Regions from separate parts of the Mus musculus genome. Here region 2 is linked to region 1. A link is a loop called in an ENCODE intact Hi-C map of the cell type or tissue named here. Cell type or tissue: left cerebral cortex. All regions are shown on one strand. Links, peaks and the distances in the headings refer to the core of each region. The heading gives the core; the rest is flanking DNA. Region 1 overlaps 2700069I18Rik (RIKEN cDNA 2700069I18 gene). Region 2 has its middle 280 kb from the start of Hnf4g.

Evidence for each region. Hi-C counts contacts between places; a loop is a spot of excess contacts. Peaks named below come from ENCODE experiments on the same cell type or tissue, not always from the same donor. Only the 100,000 strongest peaks of a DNase experiment are listed, where the experiment ranks them.
Region 2: a loop joins it to region 1, with 3 times the contacts of the local background. A loop is called at or near these places in 2 of 42 quality-filtered maps.

Annotation. Positions count from the first base shown.
Region 1 is chr3:5,207,296-5,216,100 of GRCm38, forward strand. The region is part of intron 1 of 2700069I18Rik (RIKEN cDNA 2700069I18 gene); the gene reads right to left. Among named protein-coding and RNA genes, the nearest start is that of Zfhx4, 6.9 kb to the right of the region's middle. In left cerebral cortex, for the core only: no CTCF peak of the experiment used is centred there; DNase peaks (open chromatin) are centred at 3,134, 3,434 and 4,121; H3K4me3 peaks cover 746 bases; H3K27ac peaks cover 251 bases.
Region 2 is chr3:3,782,191-3,791,193 of GRCm38, forward strand. No RefSeq gene overlaps it. Among named protein-coding and RNA genes, the nearest start is that of Hnf4g, 280 kb to the left of the region's middle. In left cerebral cortex, for the core only: a CTCF peak has its summit at 4,024; DNase peaks (open chromatin) are centred at 2,241 and 4,044.

The sequences.
Region 1 (8,805 bases), core at 1-8,000:
TCTGACAACCTGAATTGCAGAATGCACTAATTGTGTGCAGTCCATAATACGGATACACACACATTTACATGCATACAGACACACACACACATTTAATTATGCAAAGAAGCATACAAAAATTCTGAGGACAAAAGTGGTACTGCCATGAAATTAAGAAGGTCTAGACAAAAAGTTCTCTGCACCTCTCAACTAGATCTATTTGCTTCCCAATTCCTAATTCCTAATTTACAAGAAAACATAATCATAAACTATGACTCAATATACTTTAAAGCAGTTATGGGAGGGAGGGAGAAAGAGGCTAGGAGAAGACTACCTTTTTTCTAGGCCACAAAGGGTCGACGGCCTAATTATTTTTAAGTATAATCCAACCAACCTTTTCTCATGCTTAGCTGCGCTGAGTGACACTATTTGTGATGCCCAGTGTGCTGAAACTGAGCAGGTTGCTGTCAGTTTAAAAATGACTATAATAAAAGTGACCATGAAGATGGATCTTCTGATTTTGAGTTTCTAATCAGTCATCTGTGAAGAACACTTTTGCTTTGATTCAGCAGACTGGTGACAGCCATGATTGATAGTGCATGAGGGGGAGTAAAGGTTATTAACTGTCTTCCTATTAAGTGCAATGTATTACCCCTCTAGGTGTGTCTCATACGTTAAGTTAAAATACTTACTTAGGTAAGGTCAAGAATGGACTCTATGGAGATAGTATTCATCCAGCTGAAAATGACTGATGTGTTCTTGCATTTTTTTTAGGTGTAGCATTTAAACTGACTTTAATTCCTTGTTTTATTCATTAGCAGAGTGTACATACTGAAAACACTAAGGGAACAAGAGACTTTGCTGAGTGTAAAGATCTGCATTTAGAGCTAGCTATATAGCACTCAGATACATATATATCTGTATAGCATTCAGGTGGACTCCTAATCATCCATTATTTTGTATGATCTATAAGGGTGATGTTTTAAAGGAGACAGTAAAATTGTCTGTCTAGAAATAAATGCTTTATATATGCAAGATTCTTTAAAATTCTATCATTCATAAATGAAAAGTTTGTAACAAAAAAGCATTTAATGTCAATACATCAAAAATTCAAAAGAACTATTAAATTCCTGGACATTTCAGCTTAAAGGTATTAAGTGATTAATTTTACCTCTTTAAGTTTTCTAGCAATTACAAATGATGTACATATAATTGCACATTTTAGTGTCAATGTAATACATGCCCTTCACTTGAATACTATGTATGCACATATGCAAATAAAGATCCTAAGGTATTTAAAGTTTTCCAGTAACTTTAATATAGCTTTAAGCAGAACAACGAAATCTTAGCATTTAATATTTATTCTGTGAGCATGAGCATTTACTCATACTTTTACAGAATCCAAAATACATTGAAGTATTTTTGAACATTATACTTATTTTTAAAACTTTTTCTTTTTATGGGCTTTGCTTTACAAGAAAACAAGATACGCAAATAAAGTTCTTTTAAAGTATGGCAAGCTATTTCCTCATGTATTCACACTGTAAGTATTCAAGAATAAGGTGATTTAGCCATATAGATTTGAAGACAATGGTATCCATTTAGATTGAAACCAAATTTCAATTCTGTGGTTTTTCGCAGATATTCACAGATCAGATTTGTACAAGATAATGTTATCTGAACATTCTCAGCATTCCAGTTTAGAGAAGACCGTGTTATCCCTGAAAGTTGTCTTTTAGCATATCCTGGGTTGTTTTCCAGGAGACTTTATGCCTGTTTTGATCCTTAATTATCTATATTGTGTAACTGTGATATTTTACTAGAGATATTCATCAATAACAAAATATAGGGCAAGTAAGAAAACCCAACTCAAGATCTCATTGAATTTTCTAAGGCTCAAAACTTGGCCCTCTGTCCTGCTTTTCTTCATCTGGCAACTGCTGTCTTTCAGTCTTTCCAGTTCTCCAGTATTTTATTTATGCCAAATAAAATTTAAAGTCTCACACACCAGAAGCTTTTATTAAAAAGTTAAATAAAATGTTTTTAAAGTTGCTTATTTAATGTACTGTTTCTGTGCATACTGTTTACATGCCACTTAAGTGAACTTAAACTTTTAGAATCCATACAAAGTTCCCTCAATAAGACCCATGAGCTTTATTAGTAAATGGATTCTCTATTCTATCCAATTTCAACAGGAAAACTTTGAAAACAGTGACAAAGTTAGAGATGCTTGGGGAACAGGTACCCCATGGCAACCTTATAGATTCTTATACAAATCACTGCCAATGGCTTCAGGGGGCAGAGGGGAAGTTTAAATTAAAAAGGAAGGTTATGCTTATTTCTCAAAAAAGAAAAGCCTGTCTTAGTTTACAGTTTGTCAGTGAACAATATAGTTCCAATCTGCTCCATATTAGACAATGCTCTTCAATGCTAATAAAATGTTTTCTTTCCATTTGGTTAATTAGCAGACTCTTCAAGAAGGGGGAAGGGATACAAAGACCAGGTAGGGCTGGAAGAAGCATTTTTTTTTTTTTTTTTTGGTCTCCTCTGCTTTTTCTCTTTATGGAAAAAAGATCTAGAACTTATGCAACAGACCAAAACACAATATATGAAAAGAAAAAGACAGTTTAAACTGAAGTTTAGGGCGTTCCCAAGTATTAGTGTTGAGTCACATTTCACATAACACTGACAGATAATAGTAATTTCTTATCATAACATTGTTATCCTTTTGGACCTGGAAAGCAAAATGCTTCATTTGTGTTGCTTAAGCAAATGACAGACTTGGCAAAGAAACCGTAGGCTTTGGGATAAGTCTTAAACATCTCTGAAGCTACTGGGATTTCGTTTGTGGACTACTGAAGCCGAAAGCAGATAGCTTTGGTTTATAATTTACAGAACTGGGACTCATTTGAGCTGCATGGATCTCTAGTTCTCCTTTCCCTCTTCAGAACTAAGTCGTATGGTAAGGCAATAAACAGATATGCACACACGTAGTCTGACATGGAGGCCGCAGTGGCTGTCCACTGCGAGCCCATGTGTGTGAGTGCAGTGGCCACTCGGCTTTTCCGCACATTCTTCCCTGCTGCTGTTGCCGCTGTCACGTCAGCCGGTGATTTGATAGGCTTGTCGGGTTGCCATGGTGTTGACTTCTTGCCTCCAAGGGGCTGCCCAATGACTGGAGGTCTGGGATTAAAGCGGGAAGAGGCAGCGGCCACAGCGATTTTCTGAGGCAGCTGCATCAGCTAGAAGAAGAAAAGGGACGAGGACTTTAGCCTGCTCTCCCTCTCAGGGCTCACAGTGAGGGAAAGAATAGAAAGGGTGGCCTGGTGAAACAGTGACCTTCGCAAACCAAAAGACACAAGGGAGGGTGGGAGACCACTAGGGAATAACTCTTGGCACACTGCACGTGCCAAGAAGAAAAATATTCCATAATTCGCTATTCACAATCACAGCCGGATAGGGTGGAAGAATTCAGAGTGAGGTAAAAGGTGTTTTAAAAGGTTCTGTTGCCCATCCCTCTACATCCAAGCCTTCATTCCCGCAGTGCGGTCAGTTGACAAAGAGACGCTTTTCAGAGAACTTTAAATCTCAGTCAGGCACTCATTTCAAGAACAGAAAGGGCGGTTAGTTGGCCATCAGGTGCAAGGAGTCAGGGGCAGAGACTGGGAATCCAGGAGCACGCTCCGTGTGCAATCCCCAGACGGAAACTGTAAACTGCGGGCTGCAGAGGAAAGAGCTCGCTTCTGTTATAAATTAGGAGTTAGGTGAAGGTTACGCAAAGAAGAAAAGGGAAAGTAAAGCTGCTAAAAGAATAGAGTAAAACCCCTGGGAGTTCAACTTGAAATCCCCCCCTCTCACTCCCTAACCCAAGGGGAGGAGGAGGAAGAGGAGGAGAGCACATTCTGGTGTGATGAGAACTCTCTGGAATGTCTGGAGGAGAGGTTTGAAGTACGAGGGTAAGAAGACCCCAGTTGCCAAATAAATGGCAGGAGAGAGGTGGGGGAGGGGAGGAACAGTGGAGACTTGTCCAGATTCACCGGAGGGGCTCAGCACCAGTGGGATTCCAGTAGAATGGAAACAGAGGTTTAGTTTAGGCTCCGAGCATACTGAGGGAGGAAGTGACTTGCTGTGAGTAGGAACTATGGCGAAGGTGCAAGCAGCTGAGTGCGAGGATGAAAAGGCAGCCTAAGTCAACTGGAAGGACTCCAGGCAGAAGCCATGGTCCTACACTGTATGCCGTGGGCAGAAGATGAAGGTGACAGTGGGTGGGTCAGAGTTCCAGGGAAGGGTGAGAAGCGCTCAAGCCATATGTCCTAGCTCGGCGCCCCTCTCCCAGCGACTCGGGGACTTTCCGGGAAGGACCAGCTGAGGGTCTCCAGAGTCGCAAGTCCCAAACATATGCCTCACTAACTACTTTATGGCCACTTTCTTTCATTGATCCTCTTTAGCAAACAAACACAAAGCCTTTGCAGCAACACTTGCCCTGCCCGCAGCTAGAATGTCCTAAGCTCTTAGCGACAGCAAATCTGACATTTCCAAATAAATCGTTTTTTTCCTCATCCTAGGTTGGGGGATTTTCGTCTTTGTTTTCCTATGTAATCCGGGATTCATATTTTAAAATGAGGAGACGACAACTCCAGCCTCAACTTTGTAAACCTAGTAGTAGTCACTTTTATTTGCATATTAATTTTTGCTAATCAGAAGTTACTCAGTTTGGAGGAAAACGCCGGCAAAGAAACCTACTGGTCTGCATCTACCGGAAAATTACACTAGTCTGGCAGGCACCATTAAGCAAGACCCCTTGAGTTGTCTCTGAAATCTACCTTTAAAAATAAGGAAAGTATTTATTTTAAAGTAGCCCCTTTTCAAACGCCGTTTCTGCCCGAGGTTTTTCTAGACAAGTCAAAGGGTTGTTGAATTATTCATTATTGTAATTACTATCATCATTGTCATTACCCCCTTCCATGTGGAAATAATTTTATTATCGTAATTTGATATCTGAAGAATTTCCTGTTAGTCGTTTGATAATCATTTCTTCTACTGAAAAGAAAAGTTTTGTTTATAAATGAGATAGAGAAAATGCTTTGATGTTTGCTATAGATTTCCGTTTATCTAATCGATCGGAATGCCAATAAAATCGATTAAAGGTTTAGTGTTTTACAAACAACCATTTTGTGCTTTTTGATTTTACGTTCAGAATGATTTTAATAAAGCTAATGTTTTCCTTTAACAGTCTCTCTTTAAAAAAAAAAGCTTCATCGTTTTCCCTTTTATTGTAAGAAGTTCCCACTTGAGGTTCACCAAATTAAAAAATACACACAAAAAATAAGCAATGGTTTAAATTTCATTCTCTTTCTGCCAGAGGTATTTAAATAAAGACCTTTAAAATCTTGGTGAATGATACCAATCATTCAGTGATTATGGGATATTAAATTAAACTTAGATAAATCCGCACTGAAGGAGGCAGGACCCAATCCTGAATTTATTTCCCATTTTCTCTAAAAGCATCACTGCGCTCCTCTCCTTGCAATGACAATGTGCCAAATCTGGGCATTTTGAAAACATTTTCCATATGCTTTAGCGGGGGACTGATAGAAGAAGAGAAGGGGATGATCTTTTGCTCTGAGGTATTTCATTTAACCTTTTCTCTTACACGTTAACTGATAATTCTTTAAAACAAAAGTTTGAAAATAATTTAATGCACTGTGCCTTTTCCACATTGCTGTTTATCCCTAAAATGCAGTTTTGCTTATAATCTAATGTGAAGCTATCATTTGTGTACCCTGACGACATTTTGTTTAAAAATAGTTAATCAATTTGGTCTCTGCTGGTTGTCTTTGTAATTAAATGTGGACTTAATTATATATTTGGGAACTTAAATCAGATAGGCTGTTTGTGATAGAATTCAATGGAGCTTTTGTGCCTCATATTTGAGGACATTCCCTACAATGGTGCTGGCTTTTCCTTAACCAGTATATCTGTACTATTGTCTTAAAGTGAATGTTTAGATAAATGTAGTGTCATGTTTTAAAATGCTTTTATTTGGTAGCCAGCTCAGAATACCATTTCTATAGAAGTTTATTGACATGATTTTAAAAGATCACAATTTTGTCTTCTATTCCACGATCAGTTATTTCTTTCTCTCCTGTTTTTTTCTTTGTTTTTGTTTTTGTTTTTGTTTTTTGTTTTGTTTGTTTGTTTTCCATCTCTATCTTTTCACATCTGGATTGTTCCGTTGGAGCTTCTCCCCAGACTAATAGCTCCATATGTTAGAGGAGAATGGGCTTGTGATCCTGGGCTTGTGTGCTTTGTGGGTGGTAGTGGTGATAAGAAGTCCTCCTTAATTGCAATAAGCGATGTTGAAGAGCTTGTGAAGTTAGTCAACTGCTATTGTTTGGGAAGAGTCCCCGTCTGATTTTGTTTATAAACACTGGGCTTGATGCCCAGAGGGAAAAGAGGTCACTGTACTATCTGAGCTCTGACCTCCAGGAGGCCAGAGGGCTCTGACTCCCTCCCCCCCCTTTTTTTTCTTCTCTCCCTTAATTCTTCTCCCTCCCGTGGCACCCTGTGTAGCTCCTCCTTCCTTTCCCATTCTTAACTTTAACTGTGTCTGAGTTTACATAATGAGCTTTCCCACCCCAAAGGTCAGAGCCTCCAGAGAAAAGGTCTAAAGTAGATTGCCTCTGAAATAAAAGCCTAAAGTTTCTCCAGAAAGAGAAAAATCTATAAAGGTTTAGAGCAGAGACCTTGGAGCATGAGTGTTATTTTAAGATAAATAAGTAAATAAATATGTAAGTAAATAAATAATAGTATAAAGGAGATAAGAACCAGTCTAGAGGAAATCAGAAAGGGATTCAAGTGTCCACAAATACTACACACATACAGAGAGGCTTAACATGCTCTCTCCCCTTTGAATGCCACTGCGTTTACCTCTCATATCAAAGATGGTATGTTGCTTCTCCACGTTAACTCATATTGTAACACATACGGGCAGACGCTCGCGCTTGCGTGCACACACACACACAAACACACACACACACACACCTTTGTTACTGCTCCAGGAAACACACTTTGTTCATAATAAGGTTTGGACAGACACACACACCTTTTGAATTATCTCACTGTAAATCTGTGCTTGAGACACCTTCCCAAGCAAGCCCTGTACTTTTCCGTTCATTTTCAATCAATGTCCCATTTCCTCCTGACCTATGCAAATCCTCATATCCCTACACACACACACACACACACACACGGGAGAGAGAGAGAGAGAGAGAGAGAGAGAGAGAGAGAGAGAGAGAGAGAGAGAGAGAGCAGTCTTTGGTATCAAGTTTTAAGTGGATTGGAATGAGCTGCTGAGTTAAACAAAAATGTTAGTTAACAGACTGCCTTTGTTAAATGGCCCCTGGGTGGAGAAGATTCAACAAAAAAGAGGAAGGAGGGGGGCGGTTAAGGATCTGAAAGTGTCTGCTTTGCTCTAAAGAGATCCTAATGCTGAAATCTTGTAATACCTTGTTTCAAACAGAGCTTATCTATAGAGCCCAGAAACCCGGTCAAAAGACTGGGAACCTTACCCTTGGGCTGGAGTTGTTCTTGAACTGGAGGATGCCGGGGAGAGGGAGGTGGGGCATTATTAGCGACTTGGTGAGGGGAGGGCAGACTGGAAGAAAGGACAGCTGGCGACTCTTTATCCGGTTTGGAAAGCCCAGAGTGTCCTCAGCGTGGATTTGTGAAATAAACTGCTCCAAGGAAAAAAGTCTAGAAGTAGAAGTTACCTTTTGTTTCAATGTTAATTGTCCCTCATCTTCAACACTCAACACCTAAACACTTGATGTAGCCTTGGGGTTCGCCAACAGTTAAAGACTCTGGCAAGGTTCTAGTGGTAGGAGAGAATTGAGCTCCGCTAGGGTAACTAGCGAAAGTTCTCCGTGCATGAGGAAAAACTAAAAAATAAAATAAAATAAAAAGTTCTCCTTTCACTTTGAAAAATAAAGTAGGCAGCGCTCCTTTAGAGTGGCGGCAGGTTGGTGGAGTTTAAGTACCTTGAGACACTGCTTGTGAGTGGATTTGAAATCAGGGTCCAAGGTGCAGGGGCAGGGCTCTGCAGAGGGGACAAGCTGGGGGATTCTCAGTCGATCCGCCTAGAGTGAAATCTTCCTTGGCCCAGGCGGGAGGCTGTGTTCCTCCCCTGCTCCGAAGCAGCCTGCAGGCAGGGCTTGGGTTCGCCCTGGTCGACGCATCCCTGCTGGCGACCCACCCAGCGCAGACCAGCCAAGGATCCTGCCAACAGCTCTTCTAGCGCTGGCAGTGTGCTCTGAGGCCAAGCCCTGGAGGAGACTCTTGACTCTATGCTAGTGTTCTCTGCCCCTTCGCCTGAGCCCATTAACCCCCGACCTCACCCCCAGCCTCTCTTCTTAGGAAAGCGGTAAAAGAAGAACGGGGAGAGATGATTAAAAACAAAATACACACAAACACACAAGCTTTTGGAGGGCAACAGTCCAGGCACAGAAGGGATTGCAAAAGTGGGCAAAGGACCTCAATCTGTTCTGCTTTTGTTTCCTTAGAATTCAATAACTGCCCTCTCTACCCAACACACACACACAGACACACACACACACACACACAGAGAGAGAGAGAGAGAGAGAGAGAGAGAGAGAGAGAGAGAGAGAGAGAGGGAGGGAGAGGGAGAGGGAGAGGGAGAGGGAGAGAGAGAGAGAGAAGAGAGCGAGGGAGCTATAGTTTGCAAGAAAGAGAGGAGGGGTAATGGTGTTGGGATCACTAGCCACAAAAATGTTTAAATAATTTTGTTGACATTTGCTGGGTTTGATA
Region 2 (9,003 bases), core at 317-8,316, 1.4 Mb before region 1:
GTACATTCAATATTGAGTAAATGATGTAGGATATGACAATAGTGTGAATACTGAGTGCTCACTAATGGTCTATATGTTAAAGGGTTAGTACTAAGGTGATAACAGTGGGAACAGTGATACACTCCTAGACCCGTGAAAGGTGAGGTTTCACCCGAGGTCACTGGGTTCAGACCATTAGAGAACTTTGTAGCTCTTGCTCCCTTCTCCCTCTCTTTCTCTCTCTCTTATGGCCACTGTATCCTGACTCATGACTATAGATTCTTCCTGTTGCCTCTATTGAGTGTCTATTGATTATGTGCTGTATTCTTCAAAGGTGAAAGGCTTGGAACTAGCAGGCATTTGATAAAAAATTCTGAGATATGGATCAGAGTAAACCTTTTCCCATCTAAAATTAGTTTCCTCAGGCATTTCATTCTATTTGATAACAAAACAAAACAAAATAAAAACCCCAAAAACAAACAAAAACCCCCCAAACAAACAAAAACAAACAAAAAAAAACCACCTATAGCCCCAATCATAATTCAAAATAAGGAAGGTTAAAACAGAGTTTTTAATATTTATTTGTCTGGTTCACTGTGATATCCTGGAGATCATGACTACTTCTGAAGCCGAAAAATAGTGGTTGTATAGAAGATTCTTGGCCTGATTCAAGAGTCAGAATGCTGTCTCTTTAATTTAGATATAAAAATTATACTTTCTATCTTTCAGCTCTTCAGCTCTCATACTTGTATCACACTTGGAAGCCTACTGGACAAGGGCTATAGAAACTTTTTCCTCCTTTTTGGAGGCTTCTAGACTTGATCTGAAGTCTACTTCTACTACTACTAGCACAAGAGCTCAATTTGAACACAGATCACAGATGACCTATGCTAGACCTCCTCAACTTCCATGAGCTAATCCCCTTACAAAGCTCCTTTGTGCTCTCTCTCTCTCTCTCTCTCTCTCTCTCTCTCTCTCTCTCTCTCCCCCTCCCTCCCTCCCTCCTTCTTTCTGTCTCTCTGTCTCGTATCTGTCTCTGTCTTCTGTCTCTCTCTGTTTCTCTCTGTCTCTGTCTCTCTGTTTCTCTGTCACTCTGTCTCTGTCTCTGTCTCTCTCTGTCTCTCTCTCTCTCTCTATATATATATATATATATATATGTGTGTGTGTGTGTGTGTGTGTGTGTGTGTGTGTGTGTGTGTGTATGTGTGTGTGTTAATTAGATACACTCTGAAGAAACCAAGTTACTTTTGCAAAATGTTATAGGAAATAAACAATCCTTTGTCTTGCCTTTTTATCTGAACTAAAGCCTGAATTGGAAACTACCAGGTGATGGTGGTTGGATACCTCTGGAAATAGTTCTTTTCTTGGAGTATTTGGAAAATAAATAAAATTCCACAGAGCATGTTCAGGTAAGGCAAATATTTAAAGTGAAAGGGGTAGTATATTGAAGATAAGAGAGGTACATGGTGTAAATAAAGAAAATATCTAATAAAAAATAAAAAATTAAAAATTAAAAAAAAAAGAGAGAGGTGCGTGGTGCAGACACTCTTTGATCTTTTTCCACATAGGCATATGCCTCTGGACTGAATCAACAAAGTCTGTCTGTATAGTGGATCTTGGATTGAGGAGAGCTCAAGAGAGTAGTTTCCTGGTGGTTTTCTATGAAGTCTCCATGTAGCCTGTGTCCTTGGCCATCATGAGAGTCAAAATCAACAGAACACAAAATAACTCTCAGATTTTGAAGAGATGTGTATGTTAAACAAAGATATTTTTGTCTCACTACAGTCTTTAGTCAAAATTAAGTGTTCAAAAATTGTAAAAATGGAACAGATTTTAGGAGAGAGTATCAACATACAATTAGACAGATAACTTCATTTATTATTCATCTATTTAATATAGAAATAAAGAGGATGGACCAAGATGTTTTCAGATTTTTCTTAAAAACTAAAAGGAGAAACTGAGGAAGGAAGACCTTGAATTCATCAGTGCTTATATGTAGCACAGATTCTCCATGTTCAGGTAAGAGGATCCTCGAATCTCAATGGACTGCTACTATAGTGGAAAGAGTGAGCAGAAGAGTGAGTTGAAGAACCTGTACCAGAAAGAGAGAAACTCTCTTCTCATATAGCTTTAAATTATGGACAAATTCTAGCAGCTGTGAGCTCCTCACATTCTGCGGCCTGTTCCTAGGCTTCATCAACCAGGGCTGTCCAATGGGATTACTGTAAGCTTTCATGGCAGCCTGCCAGTCACTGATGAGAAACTCCTAGAACTGAATGTTAGATTGCTCTCTTTATTCCATCCCTGTGATGGCTGTGATTGCTATCATGGTGTTAGGTTAGAAATTAGCATTGTGTAGCCCAGATTTCGCCATCACATGAGACAATTATCAGGCCACTTGCATTTGTTTTTCTTTTTCCTTTGAAATATATATTGTCTTATGTATTTCAGTTAGCCCACTTGTGAGAAGAATCATACTTGAATAGAATTTCTTCGAAATAGCCATTTGAGCTCAGGAAGGACAATCATATTTAGAGAAATGAACAGAAATAGCTTTGGTATTTTAAAAAGCCACCCACCAATTGTGTATATTCTTAAATTCTCCTAGCAAACAGTTGTTTACTAGGAATTATGTGCCAAAGATGGTCCTAGAGATTATAGGTAATGCCATGAATCTTGAGTCTGTAAGACACTTTATTATATTATACTTCCTTTCCAGTGCAAAGCATGTGACAATTCAGAAAAAGATTCATTCTGAATTCTTCTAGCAATATGATTGACCATACTTCACAAATATTGAATACATTTATATGACCAGCTATCCAGACAATAGTCAGTCAGTGAGTTTAAACCCTTTAGCATATTCAGACATTTTGAAACCTTTCTAATTCTTTGAGTTTAAAATGCAATATTTGAGGTAATCTAAAATACGATTATATCTTATATAAGTACAATACCAAAGACAATTCAGTGTAATTTAATGCAAGACAAAAAATGTAATTGAGAGATTTAAATAAATTTTATCTTTGAATTACAAATATTCTACACAAGCTGAATAGAAAATTTAATTTCAAATACCACATAATCCATATAATAGTAACAAATACATGATTGATATTACTATCTGTAATGATTGTACTATGAATATCATGTGTTTTAAAACCTCACCTATTTTTTTGTTCAGCTATAGTATCTTTAAAATTTTGTAATTGCCATTTTATGCCATGGTCCTTTGGGAAAGATAGGAGTGGTTCTGTATTTCTTTTATCTGACTTTGTTGGGGACTTTAGCACTAGAAATGACAGGAACATTTCTTAGTATTTGTAGCAGCCTATTACATAAAACCATAAGCAACTTTTAATATCTAGTAAAAAGATAAGAGTATACTACCTTATAAAACTGTGAATCTGTAAATACAAAATAAGGTTTTAAAATTTTGTTGATCAAATATATGCTTTATTCATATACATGAACATTTGGTTAGTGTAGAAAAATCAGAATAATATTTTGTGTAAAAAGGGTATTGATATTAGTATATGAATAAAGTGCTTTAAGTTCATATAAGCATATGTGTACAGTCTTCTTTGTATTCTTATACCAAAATATAAACAGATAGAAAGTATGCATCCTGTTGCAATATATTCTAATGTAAATCCAAATTAAGGGACTGATCAGTTTCTTAGAGAAATTTACAGTTTTTACTACAGCAAGGAAAATTTAATTTATGTATTCCAATAAATTTTTTAAATTTGCCACAGATGAAATTAAGCTATATTTATTGATGCTAGATAGTGTTAAAAATGTAATTTAATTATAATTTAGTTCTTACTATTTCATAATGTGGTTTTTCAAAGATAAAAATTAAAATGTAAGCTTAAATTATTTTTATGGTGACTCGAAATGTATATTTTAACTTTTAATAAGTATTTGAAAACTTTTAATCTAAAATTGCATATTAATCACTATAAAATCTTAGAAGAACCATTGCAGTCAGAAAATAAAAGAACTGTATCAAATACTAAGGAAAAAGCAGCTATGGGTACTTTAACTTTACAGCAATAGGTGGCACTATTAGATTTGAATTGAAGAACTAGAAACGTGTTGTATCTGCATGTAATTTTCTACAGGTAGACAAATAAGAATACAGTTGAAAACTAAAAATGCCAGTGGTTGACTCAATATTACATTTATTTATATAGTCAGTAGTATCTCAAATAGTTAAAATGTAGATTTAAATGTATGGCAATAAATATGATTCAAATGGTCACATTTATTGAAATTCATAAACATTTTGCCTTTTTAGTGCAAATAGCAGTAAGCAGAGGATTTTTTCCTGAAATATTTTACTTTATAAATTTTTAATACCATGGGGATTTTTTACTACATATTTTAAGGTGTCCTAAAAAGACAAACAATAAACACCAGTACACTTGTGCATTAACATGGTGCATTTTTTTCAAATTCTGTATCTTTAATGGAGGGTATGTGTGTGTGTGTGTGTGTGTGTGTGTGTGTGTGTGTGTGTGTTTGTTGGAACCAATAACTAAGTCCTTATGTGATCTGCATGCTTGCTAAACATATTGAGTCTTTACACTATTGTACATATTAGACTGAACAGAAATGGCTTCCATTGATCACTGCCAACTTGGCTATGGGCAATATCTGAAAGAAAGAAAAGTTGACATGTGCTTACCAAGTTGATATGAAAATGAGATGAGCAATAAGGACCTTGGTAGAGTGTATCTATCTTACTACATGTTACAAAATGCTGTTGCTGGAGCAGGGATGCAGATTTCATTAAATACATTCTTAAATACTCAGACAGACTACTTCCTCCTCCTCCTCCTCCTCCTCCTCCTCCTCCTCCTCCTCCTCCTCCTCCTCCTCCTCCTCCTCCTCTTCTTCTTCTTCTTCTTCTTCTTCTTCTTCTTCTTCTTCTTCTTCTTCTTTTCCAGACAGTCTTCTAGTAGGACTAAGACTGCAAAGATAAGTGCAGATAAATTTTAGTTCATAAGACTCCCCTGACATGCAGCAGTGTGGGCCAATATAATTCATTGTTTTCTCTGTGTCGGGAAAACTGAGCAATGACTGGTATAGCCCTATCTTAGGATTTTCTGAAAATGGATATATGGTTTGGTAGTTTGGCTTTGCTGTATTGCATATAAACATTCTGGTAGAAAAGTTGTAAAAAATAATATATAGATTTGCTAGTAAAATCCAAACTTCTAGCTAGTCAGTTTGAGGTTATTACATCATTAGACAGTTCTCACTCTCAACTCAAGATGGTGAATACTGAGGTATATGATCCCAACCCCCTTCAGACTTTCTGTAAATACCACCTGAGATTTACACCAGCTTCCATCACACTCCTAAGGAAATGGTTTCTGCTCAACAGATGTTTTTGGTCCCAAAGTATTGTTCTTTTTTTATTAGATATTTTCTTCATATATATTTTAAATGCTATCCCAAAAGTCCCCTATTCCCTCCCCCTAGTCTGCTCCATAACCCACCCACACCTGCTTCCTAGCCCTGACATTCCCCTGTACTGGGGCATATAATCTTCACAAGACCAAGGGCCTCTCCTCCCATTGATGGCCTACTAGGCCATCCCCTCAGAGTTTGTGTCTCTCAGTCCAACATCAAGTTCTTTTGCTGAGGAGACCCACACCCAGTGAATATCATGGAGAAAACTTGACCTCAACCTGAGACAACTTCTTTAATTTTGTCTTAGAACATGGATGAGCAAAAGTTTGTCACAGTTCAGCTAATCCAGGGATCTCTCTCCCAATTTTCCTGTCCCTGGAGTGATCCCCTGGACATCCTCAGATAAGGATCATTCACACTAATATCTACCACCGAACTTGCTTCCAAGGGATCTAGTTGGTGCTCACACCAAGACAGGTGAAAACTGAAGTCTGCACCAGGTGGCCTTGTTCACCACGAACTATTCATCAGCCCCAAGAACCTAAGCCACAACATCAACAAACCTACAAATCCTAAATAAAATTTTCACCTTAAAAATAATGTTAAGAGGCAAACAAATGACTGAAGACAACTACATCAAAACGTTTGTGGCAGTAGTTAACACTACTTGATAAAGATAGATTTGGGGCTGGAGAGATGGCTCAAGTAGTTAAAGAGGACTCACTATTTTTCAGAGGTCTTTGTCAATTCTCAGCATCCACATAACGTCTCATAAGTATCAATCAGTTTTGGTAACCTGATTCTCAATTCTAGTCTCTGTGGTCATCAAGCACTCATATTGTAAACAAGCATACATATATAATATATATATATTAAATAGTAATATATTCAAATTGCATGTTGTAAGAACTGGGTACTATTTAAGAATCTAACTTGTCCCTCTTATTGCACTTCACTTATTTCAGGCTCCAAGGAGGGACTTTATGGCTTACTAAGATCTGGGCTTTCTTTTCCAAGGGTTCCTGGGTCACAAGCAGTTCCAGACCATACACAGCCCATGTCTCTATTTTTTATGGGGATAAATGTCATTTTTCAGATTGAACCATTTTCTGAAAATAAAAACCTTTTCTTGGCCATACTATAACACCAAGGCATCTGCAGTAATTTTGAGTTTTAGTATGTAAAATTATTGTTGTTTAAAATGACATCATATTATATTTATCTTTTCATTGGATTAAAAGATGCATTTGAAAGCATTATTATATATTTTTTCTTTTCTAAAGAGCTACAAAATCCCTCAGGGGTAAAAAAGAAAGATGTGAGCTATGACCTACTGTACCCTCCCTTCAACTCCCTTCTTCTTAGAGCCAGATGCAAAATCTGAAGACGAGGCTCAGCCCAAGATTGTCCACAATCACCATTAATTAATTAAAATTAACAATGGCACCTATTTATGGTCTGAAGCTAACCAAATCACCTCACTCGTTATTAATGCAGTAAACTGAGCCTTAGGAACATGGAATATTATTATTGACGGAGAGTTTATTATTCATGACATCCTATCCCACTGACTAGTTCTGTCTTTCCCTCAGAGTAAATGTCTTTCATTGTTGGGCCTTGCTATTTGTGTGGCGTAGAACAAGCTGATTGCTTTTTACTGTGTTATATTGCTAGATTGACCCAAATCATGTGGATTCATGATAATTGTCATTTTGTGTGGATTAAATATATGAAATATATAACAAAATACAGGTTAATTTCTTAAACAAATTTATAATGGAGACAGTATTCTAATATGTCCTATAATATGTTCTACAATTATCAAAAGCCGGTATGTACTTTTAAGCTTTGAGCAAGCATTACTGAAGTTTGTAATGAGTTGTTAAATTAAGAATCAATTGAAAGATTTCGCCCCTGAGTTTGATTATTTCCTGCCTTCTATTCCTCTTGGGTGAATTTGCTTCCTTTTGTTCTAGAGCTTTTAGGTGTGTTGTCAAGCTGCTAATGTATGCTCTCTCTAGTTTCTTTTTGGAGGCACTCAGAGCTATGAGTTTTCCTCTTAGAAATGCTTTCATTGTGTCCCATAAGTTTGGGTATGAAGTGGCTTCATTTTCATTGAACTCTAAGAAGTCCTTAATTTCTTTCTTTGTTCCTTCCTTGACCAAGGTATCATTGAGAAGATTGTTGTTCAGTTTCCACGTGAATGTTGACTTTCTATTATTTATTTTGTTATTTAAGATCAGCCTTAGTGCATGGTGATCTGATAGGATGCATGGGACAATTTCAATATTTTTGAATCTGTTGAGGCCTGTTTTGTGACCTATTATGTGGTCAATTTTGGAGAAGGTCCTGTGAGGTGCTGAGAAGAAGGTATATCCTTTTGTTTTAGGATAAAATGTTCTGTAGATATCTGTCAGATCCATTTGTTTCATAACTTCTGTTAGTTTCACTGTGTCCCTGTTTAGTTTCTGTTTCCATGATCTGTCCATTGGTGAAAGTGGTGTGTTGAAGTCTCCCACTATTATTGTGTGAGGTGCAATGTGTGCTTTGAGCTTTACTAAAGTTTCTTTAATGAATGTGGCTGCCCTTGTATTTGGAGCATAGATATTCAGAATTGAGAGTTCCTCTTGGAGGATTTTACCTTTGATAAGAATGAAGAGCCCCTCCTTGTCTTTTTTGATGACTTTGGGTTGGAAGTCAATCTTATTAGATATTAGGATGGCTACTCCAGCTTGTTTCTTCATACCATTTGCTTGGAAAATTGTTTTCCAGCCTTTCATTCTGAGGTAGTGTCTATCTTTTTCTCTGAGATGAGTTTCCTGTAAGCAGCAAAATGTTGGGTCTTGTTTGTGTAGCCAGTTTGTTAGTCTATATCTATCCCAAATCGGACAGGGGACTAATATCCAATATATATAAAGAACTCAAGAAGGTAGACTCCATAAAATCAAATAACCCCATTAAAAATGGGGCCCAGAACTAAACAAAGATTTCTCACCCGAGGAATACCGAATGGTAGAGAAGCAACTGAAAAATTGTTCAGCATCCTTAATCATCAGGGAAATGCAAATCAAAACAATCCTGAGATTCCACCTCACACCAGTCAGAATGGCTAAGATGAAAAATTCAGGTGACAGCAAATGCTGGCGAGGATGTGGAGAAAGAGGAACACTCCTCCATTGTTGGTGGGATTGCAGGCTTGTACAACCACTCTGGAAATCAGTCTGGCGGTTCCTCAGGAAATTGGACATAGTACTACCGGAAGCCAGCAATACCTCTCCTGGGCATATATCCAGAAGATGTCCCAACCGGTAAGAAGGACACATGCTCCACTATGTTCATAGCAGCCTTATTTATAATAGCCAGAAGCTGGAAAGAACCCAGATGCCCCTCAACAGCGGAATGGATACAGAAAATGTGGTGCATTTACACAATGTAGTACTACTCAGCTATTAAAAAGAATGAATTTATGAAATTCCTAGCCAAATGGATGGACCTAGAGGGCATCATCCTGAGTGAGATAACCCAATCACAAAGGAACTATCACAATATGTACTCACTGATAAGTGGATATTAGCCCAGAAACTTAGGATACCCAAGATA